Regions from separate parts of the Homo sapiens genome. Here all the other regions are linked to region 3. Evidence: chromatin contacts called from ENCODE Hi-C or POLR2A ChIA-PET data. All regions are on one chromosome and are shown on one strand. Each heading gives the region's core, a stretch centred on a gene start or an enhancer-like site at or near the end of the contact. The rest is flanking DNA. Distances are from core to core; before and after follow the strand shown. Region 1 holds the start of NIF3L1 (NGG1 interacting factor 3 like 1). Region 2 holds the start of TRAK2 (trafficking kinesin protein 2). Region 3 holds the start of HSPE1-MOB4 (HSPE1-MOB4 readthrough).

Evidence for each region. A loop is a pair of places that touch in the nucleus more often than their neighbours do. ChIA-PET counts read pairs that join two places held with the same protein, here RNA polymerase II (POLR2A). Pooled maps may share reads with other maps.
Region 1: a pooled map shows a loop between it and region 3 (10-fold over the local background). The contact joins the promoter of NIF3L1 here to the promoter of HSPE1-MOB4 in region 3. A Hi-C loop is called at or near these places in 1 of 168 maps with a recorded cell type or tissue (vagina) and 7 of 50 pooled maps. POLR2A ChIA-PET finds 5 or more read pairs at or near these places in 1 of 52 experiments (CD4-positive, alpha-beta T cell).
Region 2: a loop to region 3 is called in a pooled map, with 16 times the contacts of the local background. The contact joins the promoter of TRAK2 here to the promoter of HSPE1-MOB4 in region 3. A Hi-C loop is called at or near these places in 1 of 168 maps with a recorded cell type or tissue (CD8-positive, alpha-beta T cell) and 6 of 50 pooled maps. POLR2A ChIA-PET finds 5 or more read pairs at or near these places in 3 of 52 experiments (GM12878, T-cell and activated T-cell).

What each region holds. Positions count from the first base shown.
Region 1 is chr2:200,886,930-200,890,620 of GRCh38, forward strand. It overlaps NIF3L1 (NGG1 interacting factor 3 like 1), which reads left to right and starts at 2,442. Exons shown (of 7, transcript NM_001369441.2): 1 at 2,442-2,723. It overlaps PPIL3 (peptidylprolyl isomerase like 3), which reads right to left and starts at 2,148. Exons shown (of 7, transcript NM_130906.3): 1 at 2,027-2,148; 2 at 684-756. The coding sequence starts at 686. RefSeq lists enhancers at 1,228-1,972, 1,666-1,715, 1,784-2,983, 1,836-2,085, 1,973-2,717 and 1 more.
Region 2 is chr2:201,448,904-201,453,054 of GRCh38, forward strand. It overlaps TRAK2 (trafficking kinesin protein 2), which reads right to left and starts at 2,555. Exons shown (of 16, transcript NM_015049.3): 1 at 2,447-2,555. It overlaps STRADB (STE20 related adaptor beta), which reads left to right and starts at 2,837. Exons shown (of 12, transcript NM_018571.6): 1 at 2,837-3,035. RefSeq lists enhancers at 1,910-2,764, 2,168-2,697 and a silencer at 2,728-3,407.
Region 3 is chr2:197,498,385-197,502,421 of GRCh38, forward strand. HSPE1-MOB4 (HSPE1-MOB4 readthrough) reads left to right here and starts at 1,995. Exons shown (of 9, transcript NM_001202485.2): 1 at 1,995-2,055; 2 at 2,690-2,854. The coding sequence starts at 2,053. It overlaps HSPD1 (heat shock protein family D (Hsp60) member 1), which reads right to left and starts at 1,456. Exons shown (of 12, transcript NM_002156.5): 1 at 1,398-1,456; 2 at 291-466. The coding sequence starts at 464. HSPE1 (heat shock protein family E (Hsp10) member 1) reads left to right here and starts at 1,995. Exons shown (of 4, transcript NM_002157.3): 1 at 1,995-2,055; 2 at 2,690-2,854. The coding sequence starts at 2,053. RefSeq lists silencers at 1,336-1,665, 1,856-1,915 and an enhancer at 2,056-2,115.

The DNA of each region.
Region 1 (3,691 bases), core at 1,192-3,691, 3.4 Mb after region 3:
GCTGGGATCACAGGTGTCAGCCACTGTGCCCAGCCTAGTTGCCCACTTTAGATCTAGAGCAAAATAATCCAATTAAAATTGTCAGACCTGTCTATTCTCTTCTGCTCCTTCAACTCTCCCTTTCCATTTCTATCTATCTTGTAATCAATCTTTCTCCATAAAAGGTAAATTCTGGCTGGGCGAGTTGGCTCACGCCTGTAATTCCAACACTTTGGGAGGTCAAGGCAGGCAGATCACCTGAGGTCAGGAGTTCGAGACCAGTCTGCCCAAAATGGCGAAACCCCATCTCTACTAAAAATACAAAAAATTAGCTGGGCGTGGTGGCAGGCGCGTGTAATCTCAGCTACCGGGGAGGCTAAGGCAGGAGAATCGCTTGAACCCAGGGGCAGAGGCTGCAGTGAGCCGAGATTACACCACTGCACTCCAGCCTGGGAGACAAGAGTGAAACTCAAAAAAAAAAAAAAAAAAAAAGGTAAATTCTGTGCATTTTAAGTGACAACATTAAAGAATTTTAAAGCAATTTTGTGTATTTTTTAAAAGAATTATTCCATATTAAGTGCTTCTATATTATACAATTTCTCCATCTTGCCACTGCAATTTCCATGAACTTTTATTGCCCTTGACTGAATTTCTAAAAATTACTTATAATGAAAGACATTAGATAAAAATTGCTCAAAACTTACCATTTTTCCTCTTAGTGGTTTCAGGAAGGACTACGTGATTTCTCAGTCTTACAGCGAGCTCAAAAATAAGTCTCTAGTCCCAAAAGAAAAAAAGAATTAGGCTCATTTTCCTGTCTTAACTCACACACGCTCATCTTTACTGAACATTTTAAATAAAAACCTCGCCGGGCGTGGTGGCTCACGCCTATAATCCTAACACTTTGGGAGGCCGAGGCGGGTGGATCACTTGAGGTCAGGAGTTCGAGACCAGCCTGGCCAACATGGCGAAACCCCGTCTCTACTAAAAACACAAAAATTAGCCGGGTGTGGTGGCAGGCGCCTGTAGTCCTAGCTACTCAGCAGGCTGCGGCAGGAGAATCACTTGAACCCAGGAGGCGGAGGCTGCAGTGAGCTGAGATCGCGCCACTGCACTCCAGCCTGGGTGACAGCGCGAGACTCCGTCAAAAAAAAAAAAAAAAAAAATCCTCTAATGGCATCCCCTAGGTAATAAAAACCCGGCTATAGAAGATATCCTACCCGATTCAAGCCTCCCAATCTCCTACTTGCCCGGCTTGCTCTTCTTCAAGAGCCTCCTTGCAAGTCCCCCAATAACCCAGATACCTTCCCTTAGGGTCCAGGCATTGGGTGTCCCTTTTGCCTGGAATTCTTATACTCAGACATCTCTACGGCTAATTTCCTCACCTCCAAATTTCTGCTTAAATGTCAAGTTTAACTGACCTGACAATCCTACACAGAACTGCTTTAGCCCTTCAGCCCTAGGACATTCCTATTTCCTTCTCCCACAGCACTTATCACTAATATACTATGAAATTCGCTTTTTTTTTTTTTCACCACAGCACTTATACTAATATACTATGAACTTTTTTTTTTCCACCACAGCACTTATCACTAATATACTATGAACTTCTCTTTTTTTTTCATTTTGAGACGGAGTCTCGCTATGTCGCCAGGCTGGAGTGCAGTGCGGCAGGATCTCGGCTCACTGCAACCTCCGCCTCCGCCTCCCGGGTTCAAGTGATTGTCGTGTCTCAGCCTCCCGAGTAGGTGGGACTACAGGCGCGCGCTACCATGCACGACTAATTTTTGTATTTTTAGTAGAGACGGGGTTTCGCCGTGTTGGCCAGGCTGGTCTCGAACTCCTGACTTCAGGTGATCCGCCCGCCTCGGCCTCCCGAAGTGCTGGGAGGCCGCCGTGCAGGGTCCTTCTTTTACTCTGACGTTGCAACAACAGCCTCGCCGCCCACTGTTCACTCGCAGTATCCCAAGAACTAAACCAGTAGCAACACAGAACTCAGCAAGCATTCGAATAAGTGAATGAAAGAATTAATGACGTTACTCCATACTTGGGCTTCACCACTTCGTCTAGCACAGCCGTTGTTAAAACAGGAAAAATGCAATCGCAGATGCCAGCAGAGGTCTGTTGGTTCAAAATTATAGTTTCTTTGGGCCAGCGGAAGTTGGGCGCGGGACCCAAGAGAGAGAACGCCCCTTACCGCCTCACCTCCTTCCTCCCCTCATCTTCCTATCTCAAACCAAAACGACAATGCAATTTATCCCCAACCGGAAATTTGACAGTGAAAGGGAGCTCTACTAATAATTGCACTGGGACAAGAAGTGTAAGGCGAAACTACCTGGGCAACCTCAAGCAATGCTTTACACTCGGCTGCCAAACGGAAAGGACCACTTCCGCCCAGCTCTCCCGCTACGGGGAGCCAAGTGCCACAGCATCCGGAGCGCCGACGCGGGACCGGAAGTGACGCAGAGAAGTTTCCGGGACTGGTGAGTAGTGGGCGATTTAAAAACCCGCGAGTGTAGTTGTGACCTTCGCGGTAGGTGCCGGTTGGGGCCGGCTGTGATTGTTATCTTGGTGCTGCAGAGGACAGCAGAAGAGGAGATTGGGTCAGAAAACTGCCCTGCCGCACCAGAGCACAGCGCACTAGTGGGACAGGGGTCCTGACTCAGACTTAACTGGCTGTGTCTCGTGGTTTTTCACTGTCCTGGAAAAGGCCTGAAGTGGCACTGAAATGAGGCATAGATGAGGTAACGTCGAGGGAGCGGTTTGCAGGTTGCAAAGGGGCCCTACTGATGCTGCTTAATAGTAAACAGTGCTTACTCTAGGACGGGAGTTGTTTCCAGCTTTACGTGTAAATCTCGCGATATTGTGGCCTGGGCACTATTTCCATTAAGGAGGAAACTGCACAGGATAAGTCATTTACCTGCTGTTGCACAGCTCTGGCTCTAGGATTCAGGCTGGCTTCAGAGTCGGTGCTCTTAACCGCCATACTATGTTGCCTTCTGTTGTCGTTGTTGACTGTGGCCATGTAGCTTCGCAGTTTCCTCATCTGTAACAGTAAATAACTCAAAACCTGCATGATGGCCCACTAGGGTTTCACTTTCGAGCTTGCCAGATGTAGAAAATGCTGGAGAATGGAGTACTATGAGGACCATTAGAAGATCTTTCAAGGCCGGACGCAGTGGCTCACCCCTGTAATCCCGGTACTCTTGGAGGCCGAGGCAGGTGGATCACTTGAGCGCAGGAGTTTGAGACCAGCCTGGGCAACATGGCGAATCCCCATCTCTACTAAAAATACAAAAATTAGCCAGGTGTGGTGTTTAGCGCCTGTAGTCCCAGCTGCTCAGGAGGCTGAGGTGGGAGGATCTGCTTGAGCTCAGGAAGTCGAGGCTGCAGTGAGCTGAGATCACGCCACTGCACTCCAGCCTAGGCGCCTAGTGAAACCCTGTGTCAAAAAGAAAAAAACAAAAACAAACTTCCAAGACCTCGAGTGGTTTTTGGAGACCCTGTATCACTTCAAATAATGTGTTAAACAAGCATCTTCATCTCATTAAATAGAAATGTTGAAAAATTGCTTTTGGAATAATTGACTTATGGATATTTCATCAAATTTACAGTTGGCTATGCTTTCTTATTGTGCATACTATGAAATGTTTTTCTTCAAAAAGTGTTTATAAGTGGTAAGTTTAAGAATGGGGTTGACAGCATTATCTTT
Region 2 (4,151 bases), core at 1,305-3,804, 4.0 Mb after region 3:
TTGAACAGGCTGGTCTCAAGTCATCCTCCTGCCTCGGGCTCTCAAAGTGCTGAGATTACAGGTGTGAGTCACCACACCCAGCAGGGTCATATTTTTATTTGCAGACTCACAAAACCTGTAAACTGAAAAGAACCTTTTGATAAAAGTCCAGTCTTATAATTTCTTACATAAGTGAGATGGATTTGGAATGGGCTTTTCGGGTCTTACTGAGCAGTTCAGTAAGAAATGGGAATTGTAGGCAGAGAGAATCAGTTTGTTCAAAAGTACTAAAGCAGGGGTTCAGGACTTATTCCAGATGTCCAAGGTGTGTGTTGGAACCAGTCTTAGACAATAACACTAGACAATCCTCTTTAACCACTCAACCTTTAAAGTCTATAATTTCTGAAGTACGTATTAGTTACCTGATCTGTGACTTGGAAGCAAGGCAGATCTAGATTTAAATCTCCCCTTGTTACATAAGCAAGTCTTTGAGCCTCAGATTAGTGTGATAGGTTTGTTAAAGTGATTAAGTGAGCTAAAGTATGAAGAGCTCCCACCTGGGGTGCCTGGCAGATTGCAAATACTAAAATGTTGGTTCTTTTTTTTTTTTTTTTTTTTTGAGACTGAGTTTCACTCTTGTTGCCCAGACTGGAGTGCAATGGCTCGATCTTGGCTCACCGCAACCTCCGCCTCCTGGGTTCAAGCGATTCTCCTGCCTCAGCCTCCTCAGTAGCTGGGACTGCAGGCATGTGCCACCATGCCTGGCTAATTTTTTTTTTTTTTTGAGATGGAGTCTCGCTGTTGCCCAGGCTGGAGTGCAGGGGTGCAATCTTGGCTCACTGCAACCTCTGCCTCCGGGTTCAAGCAATTCTTCTGCCTTAGCCTCCGAGTAGCTGGGACTACAGGCGCGTGCCACCACGCCCGGCTAATTTCTGTATTTTTAGTAGAGACGGGGTTTCACCATATTGGCCAGGCTGGTGTATTTCCTTTCAGTAGAGACGGGTTTCTCCATGTTGGTCAGGCTGTTCTTGAACTCTCCACCTCAGGAGATCTGTCCTCCTTGGCCTCCCAAAGTGCTGGGATTACAGGAGTGAGCCACAGCGCCCGGCCAAATGTTGGTTCTTTCTAACAAACCTCTTCCATCATATGAATAAGTGTGTAAGATAACAAAACACTGTCTTTCACATGGTATGTGCTTGCTAAATGTCTGAGACTTGCTGGACATTACTTAATTTTAAAAATAGAAAACTGGAGCTGGGTGTGGCGGCTCACGTCTGTAATCCCAGCACTTTGGGAGGCCAAAGCGGGTGGATCATGAGGTCAAGAGATCGAGACCATCCTGGCCAACATGGTGAAACCCCATCTCTACTAAAAACACAAAAATTAGCTGGGCGTGGTGGTGCGCGCCTGTAGTCCCAGCTACTCTGCAGGCTGAGGCAGGAGAATCGCTTGAATCCGGGAGGCGGAGGTTGCAGTGAGCCGAGATCACCCCACTGCACTCCAGCCTGGCGACAGAGCGAGACTCTGTCTTAAAAAAAAAAAAGAAAAGAAAGTTGGAATAACTGCTAGGATGATAAAATGTCTTCATCCCTGACCTTTCTCACCTCCAAATGTCCTTCACAATTTGTTTTTAAGTGTCATGTCACCACCATTAACCTGCTATTTGGAGACTACTGTACCTCAGACTTCCAAGTCAACAGCAAAGATCTAAAGGTCGGGAAGATTTACGGAGACCAAGAACTGAAAGTGTTCCTTTTGTTCCTATGGTCCATTCCATCAACTTGATGAATATCCTGTGAAGTTACCTTTTTTTTTTTTTTTTCTGACGTAGAAACAGCAGGTCTAAGCAAAAGGTGCATGAGCAAGAGCAAGTAACATCCCTATTATTATGACGCAGATTTTTTTTTAAGTTGAAATTCAATTTTTGGGCTGCTACTAAAAAGGACATGTGCGAATATCTATTATTTACGCTTCAAACTAAAGTCAGCCGTTTTTCTTTTTCAAGATATGTGGCATCTGGCTCAAAATCAATTGCAAGAAAAGCCCAACTCTATTTGACCCAGAAAGAGCTCTTTCCAATACCCTCTCCTCCCACTTACATCACAGATGGCGACTGAAGCTTAAGGTTTAATGCCCGACCCTAAAGCCACTCATCCTAAAAGACAGGGCTCCAGATGGATGCTGTATGGCAGAGGATAAGGCGCTATGAGAAGCTGCCAAGCCTCAGATGTGCAGCTGGGCTGAATACCGACGCCAGCGCCTAGCGCCCATTACTTTGCACCCACACTTAGGAAACAACCCACGCCTCACCGCGGGACCCGGACCCAGCCCTCCAGCACCCAGCCTCCGGCTCCGACGTCCGCGCGTGACCTCCGGGTACCGGAGGACCTTGGGACGAGGAGGTCCCTCCGCTTTCCGGGGAAGTTGTCAAGGGCAAGTTCGGGTTCTGCGCGGACAGCTTACTCACTGGAGTGGTTCGGCATCCTCTGTCGTCCGCCCGCGCTTCCTCAGGAAGCCCCTAATGCAGCGGCAGCCTGAAAGCAGCAGCCGAAGCTGCTGCCGCTGCTCCCACTGCCAGCAACCGCCCGGGCGTGGCAGGGACAGGCGGGCGACTTCACAACATCATCACTCGGCGACCTCGGTTCTGCGGCGACACCGGGTCAATGGCAGCCCCCACACAATTGGGGAAGCCAAAGGAGAGCCACTCTCCCAGCGGCCTCCACGGCCCCAGCGCAAGACCTGCTGGGAATTGTAGTTTCCTGCCCGCCCCGCCTCAAGCTCGAAGGCCCCGCCTTCTCGCTGCCCAGCCCCGGGGAGGGAGGCGGGGCCGCGACCCCGGCGCGGGTGGGGCGAATGCGTTCCCAGCGGGTAGCCTGGGACTGGTGCAGAGTTCCAAGCCCACGGCCCCGGTCGCGGCCTCGCCGCCCTCCCGCGCCCCGCGCCGGGAGCGGGCCTAGAGCGCTCGCCTCGCCCCTCCGCGAGCAGGGCTCTGGCGCCCGCCCCTGTCCGCACCGCTGGCAGCCTGAAGAGAGTCGCTGGCCGTGGTCGCCGCTAGGGTAAAGACGGGAGGCAGGCCCGGGAAGGGAAGGTGTCGGGGCCGGTGGGGGACGTGTGAGGGAGTGAGCCTTGGTCCGCGCACGCCCGGGAAGCCAGAGGCCAGAACGCGCTAGCCCACCTCCAGCCCGAGCACCGGCGGCTGGCGGGAGCCGTGGCAAGAATGCGGCCCGAGGTGGCGAGCAGCCACTGCGCCAGTGCAGCTCGGGCTCAGCGGGGCCCGGGCCGCGGGTTCGCAGCCCGCCCAGTGGTGCCTGCCGGGTTGGCCGTGCCGGCCGTGCCAGGTGCGCGGGGCCCAGGCCGCCCGGGCGCCCTCTCCCCGCACCCCTCACCTTTGGCCGCGCTCTCGGGCTTGGGGAGTTGCCATATCGAAGACACCCTCAGACCCCAGCTCTATCTGCCGCCTTCTGCAAGTTCGCTGCAAAGTCCCCCATAGCAGGACTAGGAAGGAACCTTTTACAAAATTAAATACTCGAGTGTCGTTTTGTCTTCGGTTTTTCAATTCAACGCTGTGTTTTTCCCTGCTGGGTCTTTGTCAAGTACCTTTTCCCCAAAACTTGATACGGATGTGTAACACGGCGCCTGCTTAGCACGGTGCCTGGCACCCAGTAGGCGCTCAGTAAAGATTTGTTGAACGCATGAGTCACTAAGCTTGGAAAATTCTCCTGAACTGTGCGTCGCTATGATCTTTGTTAAGATTTTATGGGTTCCCAAGATCACTTTGAAAATTACAGTAATTTTAAAGCTCAACAAAGAGTTACATCGGGTCATTTTTGCATTCCCTGTAACAGTGGCCTCTGTTGAATGCCTAAATTAACTCAAAACCCGTGTTCTAGAAGATGCGCCCTTTGGTTTCTACAGAAAGTGTTAATCTTTCAGATCAAAGTCTTCACATGAACCATTCTATTATGGAACAAACTGAAATTACTTATAAAGCTTTATCGTAATTAGCGTTTTGGATACAAGTGTAAGGGACTGCACTGATGTACTTGTGAATACGAAATATAAGTCTCTTAAATATGACTTTTTTTTAAGAAAGGGTTTATATTCATATCTCGTGAAAGAGCATGCCGGAGAAAATTATAATAACAGCAAATCCCCCACCCCCACCCCTTTGC
Region 3 (4,037 bases), core at 745-3,244:
TAAGCCAGCGAAATTCTACCTCGAGTTTAAGAATCCACCTTGAGCTGTAAGTTACTACCTGATTACATCACACATTGAACAAAATAGTTTCGAAAATCTGGCTGAAGCAGTTTAAGCTTTAAGATCATGTCTAAGAAAAAAAGGCTAACCAATACTTCAGAATTCTTACATGTAAACTGAGTTCTCTCAAAAATGGAGATGAAAGTACTGTTGAATAGTTCAGTGCGACTATTTGTGAGTAAAATGCTATTAATAATACCGTAATTACAATAAAATAAAAATACTGGTACCTTTGGCCCCATTGTAACGGCCACAGCATCGGCTAAAAGGTCTACACCTTGAAGCATTAAGGCTCGGGCATCTGCACCAAATTTTACATCTTTGGCATAAGCCCGAGTGAGATGAGGAGCCAGTACCCTGGACACCGGTCTCATCTGGCGAAAGACTGTGGGTAACCGAAGCATTTCTGGGGATGGAAGCAAAAAGATCATCAGAACTACCACCCGTGGTGCGCTGCAGAACAAACATGCCCACCTGTGCAACAGAGCAAGCAACGTGAGATGCTGAGCCTGGCTGACCTCCGCCAGCCACTACGCCTGAATGACGGAAGGCGCCGCAGCTTCGGAACATCAGCCACTAGCGCAAGCTAAAGAGGCCGCCCCGGCCGGCGCCTGACCTATAGCACCAGCACAAAGCACATGCGGCTCCTTCCCCACGGCCACCTATCCCTGCCGCCAAAAACGAGTTAATCTTTCACCGCGAAAACGGCCTTGTGGGCAGACCCACTCCAACTGTGGCCCCTGAGAAACCAAGTCAGCCGGAGAGAGGCAAGTTACAAATCCAAGTGACCAGGGAAGTTAAAAGTATTCCTGACGGTGCAAAAAGCCGCTCAGCAAAGTGTCTCCATGGATCCACCCAAGGCTACTGTATCAGAGCAACCAGCAAGGCCGCGATGCTGGGGGCGGCGGCCCGGCCCACTCGGCGCGAGCCCACGTGTCCTTCTTTCCGAACGCCCCCAGCAAGGTCAAGACTGGAGGCGCGGTATCCCAGCTGCCTGCGGGGGAAAAAAGCGGTTCCCTCACGTACACCACCCTCCCCGGTTCCCTGAAGTCGGCCAGGCGCAGGTTGCACCAGCGGGCCTAAGTGGTTACAATCCCCCAAATTCAAACCCCACGAGTTGTCCCTCCCGCGCCCAGCCGAGGTCCAGGATCCGCGTCGCACGTGATGGAACCCGCATGGACCCGCGAGGCCTGGACCCGCAGGCCTGGGCCTGCGGTGCGGCGCGGTGCGGAACTCCAGGTTGTCGCCGCCCGCACCCTCCAGCTGGACCGCAGAGGAGGAAGGCCCACTCGGGGGTCGCAGGAGCCGGGGGGAGGTGGTGCGGGAAGGCCGCGTACCTGCGGGGCGGCGGCAAGGCGTGCGCTCGGCGAGACAGGTCGTCGGCGGCGAGTGAGGGACAGAGTGCAGGGCGCACACCGCAATGAGCCCGTGTCCCCTCCCTCCGCCTCTACTCCCGCCCCGCGGCACCGCGTGTGCAGGCAGCTCCCACCCACTTCCCGTCAGCCCGGGCCCTGCAATCTGCACACCCTGCGCGCGAGCCCCGCCCCTCCCTACCCGCGCAGGGTGTGCTAGCGCGCTCAGCCCTCTCCGGCCGGCTTAGTCTAGTTCCCGGGCCTCGCTCGGTTCCAGAACTTTCCAGAAAATGCCGCGCTCCCTACGGCTCAAGGGTCAAATCGCGTCATTTCCGGGAGGGGACGAAGGGGTAGTTCTTTCACCTCGGCTGGGCGCCTAGAAAAGCCTAGAAACAGCTCCTTTTTTCTTCCGCCTCCGAGTCTTCGCGTCAGCGTCCTGCGCAGGGCCCTTGGGGCGAATCGCGGTGCGCGTCGGGGCGACCGCCCTCCCTCCCTGGGAGGGGCGAGGGGGCTAGCGGCGACCGCTGGGGCGAGCGCGCCTGCGCGCTGGGTGATTTTTTCACGTGTCGCCAGGGCCGGACTGCGAGTCTCTTTGCGGCGCTACACTAGAGCAGAGTACGAGTCTGAGGCGGAGGGAGTAATGGTGAGTCCCGCGTGGCCCCGAGGCCTGCAGGCCCGGGCCTGTCTGAGGCGTACGGGGATCCCTGACGCCCCTCTTTTGTTGGGCTGGGCGGGAGGGATTGGTGGCCACTCAGTGACCAGCGCCCGATGGCACCTTGGAGCGGCAAGGCCCGCCCGACCCTTTTCTCCCCCAGGGCTCTTTGCACGCGCGTGTGCTGCCGGTGTGTAAGGCAGGGGGGCGAGAACCCGGGCGCACGCGCAGCGTCTCACCTGCTTCTGCAGGGCCTTTGTGGATGTGTAATATCTTGGGTAAAAATCATGGTGCCAGGCAGGGAGCTTGACCCAGCGTTTCCTGAAAATTTCTGGAAAAACCTGAAGAAGGAAAACATTTGACCTTGGAATAAACTAAGGTTGACCTTAAAGCTGGTCTGGTTGCTCACCGGAGGAGCGACAACGACCCCTAACAGACGTAAGGAATCGGGAATTAAACTTGGAATATTGGTTAGTACATTCAAATGCGCTTCCTTAACGAATAAGCTGAGGTTTGGTGTTAACTTTCAAAGCCAAAACGTGTTGAGATGTATAGCACGGTGGCGTTGCCTGTTGATAATGTGATTACATTTAGTTTTTGTTTCAAAACATTTCTCTTCCTACAGGCAGGACAAGCGTTTAGAAAGTTTCTTCCACTCTTTGACCGAGTATTGGTTGAAAGGAGTGCTGCTGAAACTGTAACCAAAGGAGGCATTATGCTTCCAGAAAAATCTCAAGGAAAAGTATTGCAAGCAACAGTAGTCGCTGTTGGATCGGGTTCTAAAGGAAAGGTAAATGGGAGCTGCAGTGGAACTATTTTTTATAGTGTGCAGTGGAGGGAAAAGAAGTAATTCTGGAGTATTAAAAGTCGCTTATTAAGTAGAGTTTATGTCGTTTTCAAGATCATTAACTGCTTTGGTTCTAATCTGTTTCTTAAAGGGAAATGACTAATATAAAGTTGCTTATTTTATATGACCAATGCTATGATGCTTATTTTATGTGATAGTTTCAGAGTATTAAAAATTGTCCTCAATAGGCCGGGTGCGGTGGCTCTCGCCTGTAATCTCAGCACTTTGGGAGGCCGAGGTGTGCGGATCACAAGGTCAGGAGTTCAAGACCAGCCTGACCAACATGGTGAAACCCCGTCTCTACTAAAGATACAAAAATTAGCCGGGTGTGGTGGCATGCGCCTGTAATCCCAGCTACTGGGGAGGCTGAGGCAGGAGAATCATTTGAACCCTGGAGGCGGAGGTTGCAAGGAGCCGAGGTTGCAAGGCGCCCCTGCATTCCAGTATGGGGGACAGGGCGAGATTCTGTCTCAAAAAAAAAAAAAAAAAATCCCCTCAATAGCAATTTGGTAGCCTAGTGTGATCAGTGTTTGCCTTACATTCTAAATTTTTAATAAGACAAAAGAGGCTGTGCGTGGTGGCTCACACCTGTAATCCTTGCATTTTGGGAGGCCAAAGCAGGAGGATCGTTTGAGCTCAGGATTCAAAATCAGGAGTTCAAAATCAGTCTGGGCAACATAATGAGACCTCCTGTCTACAAAATAAATAAATACAAAAGATGTGCTTCAAGGTAAAATGAGGGGGCATTTAAGAATTGAGAGGAAACTTGGACTGTTCGTTTAACCCCTAACACATTGAAATTGCCCTAATCTTAACCAGTTGGTATACCTGGTTGTATACCTACCAGAGGAACAGGTTGGTCAGTCTTGTCCAATCTGCAGCCTGGGACAGCTCTGAATGCCGCCTAACGCAAATCCCTAAACTTTCTTAAAACCTGATATTTCTTTTGCAATTTTTTTTAAGCTTACCAGCTACTGCTAATGTTAGTGTATTTTATGTGTGGCCCAACACAGTTCTTCCAGTGTGGCCCAGGGAAGCCAAAAGATTGCACACCTCTGTTTTAGATGTTCCTCAGTTAATTGTTTAGGCCTCGGGCTTCTAAAGATCTCAGCCAAAATACACAGTA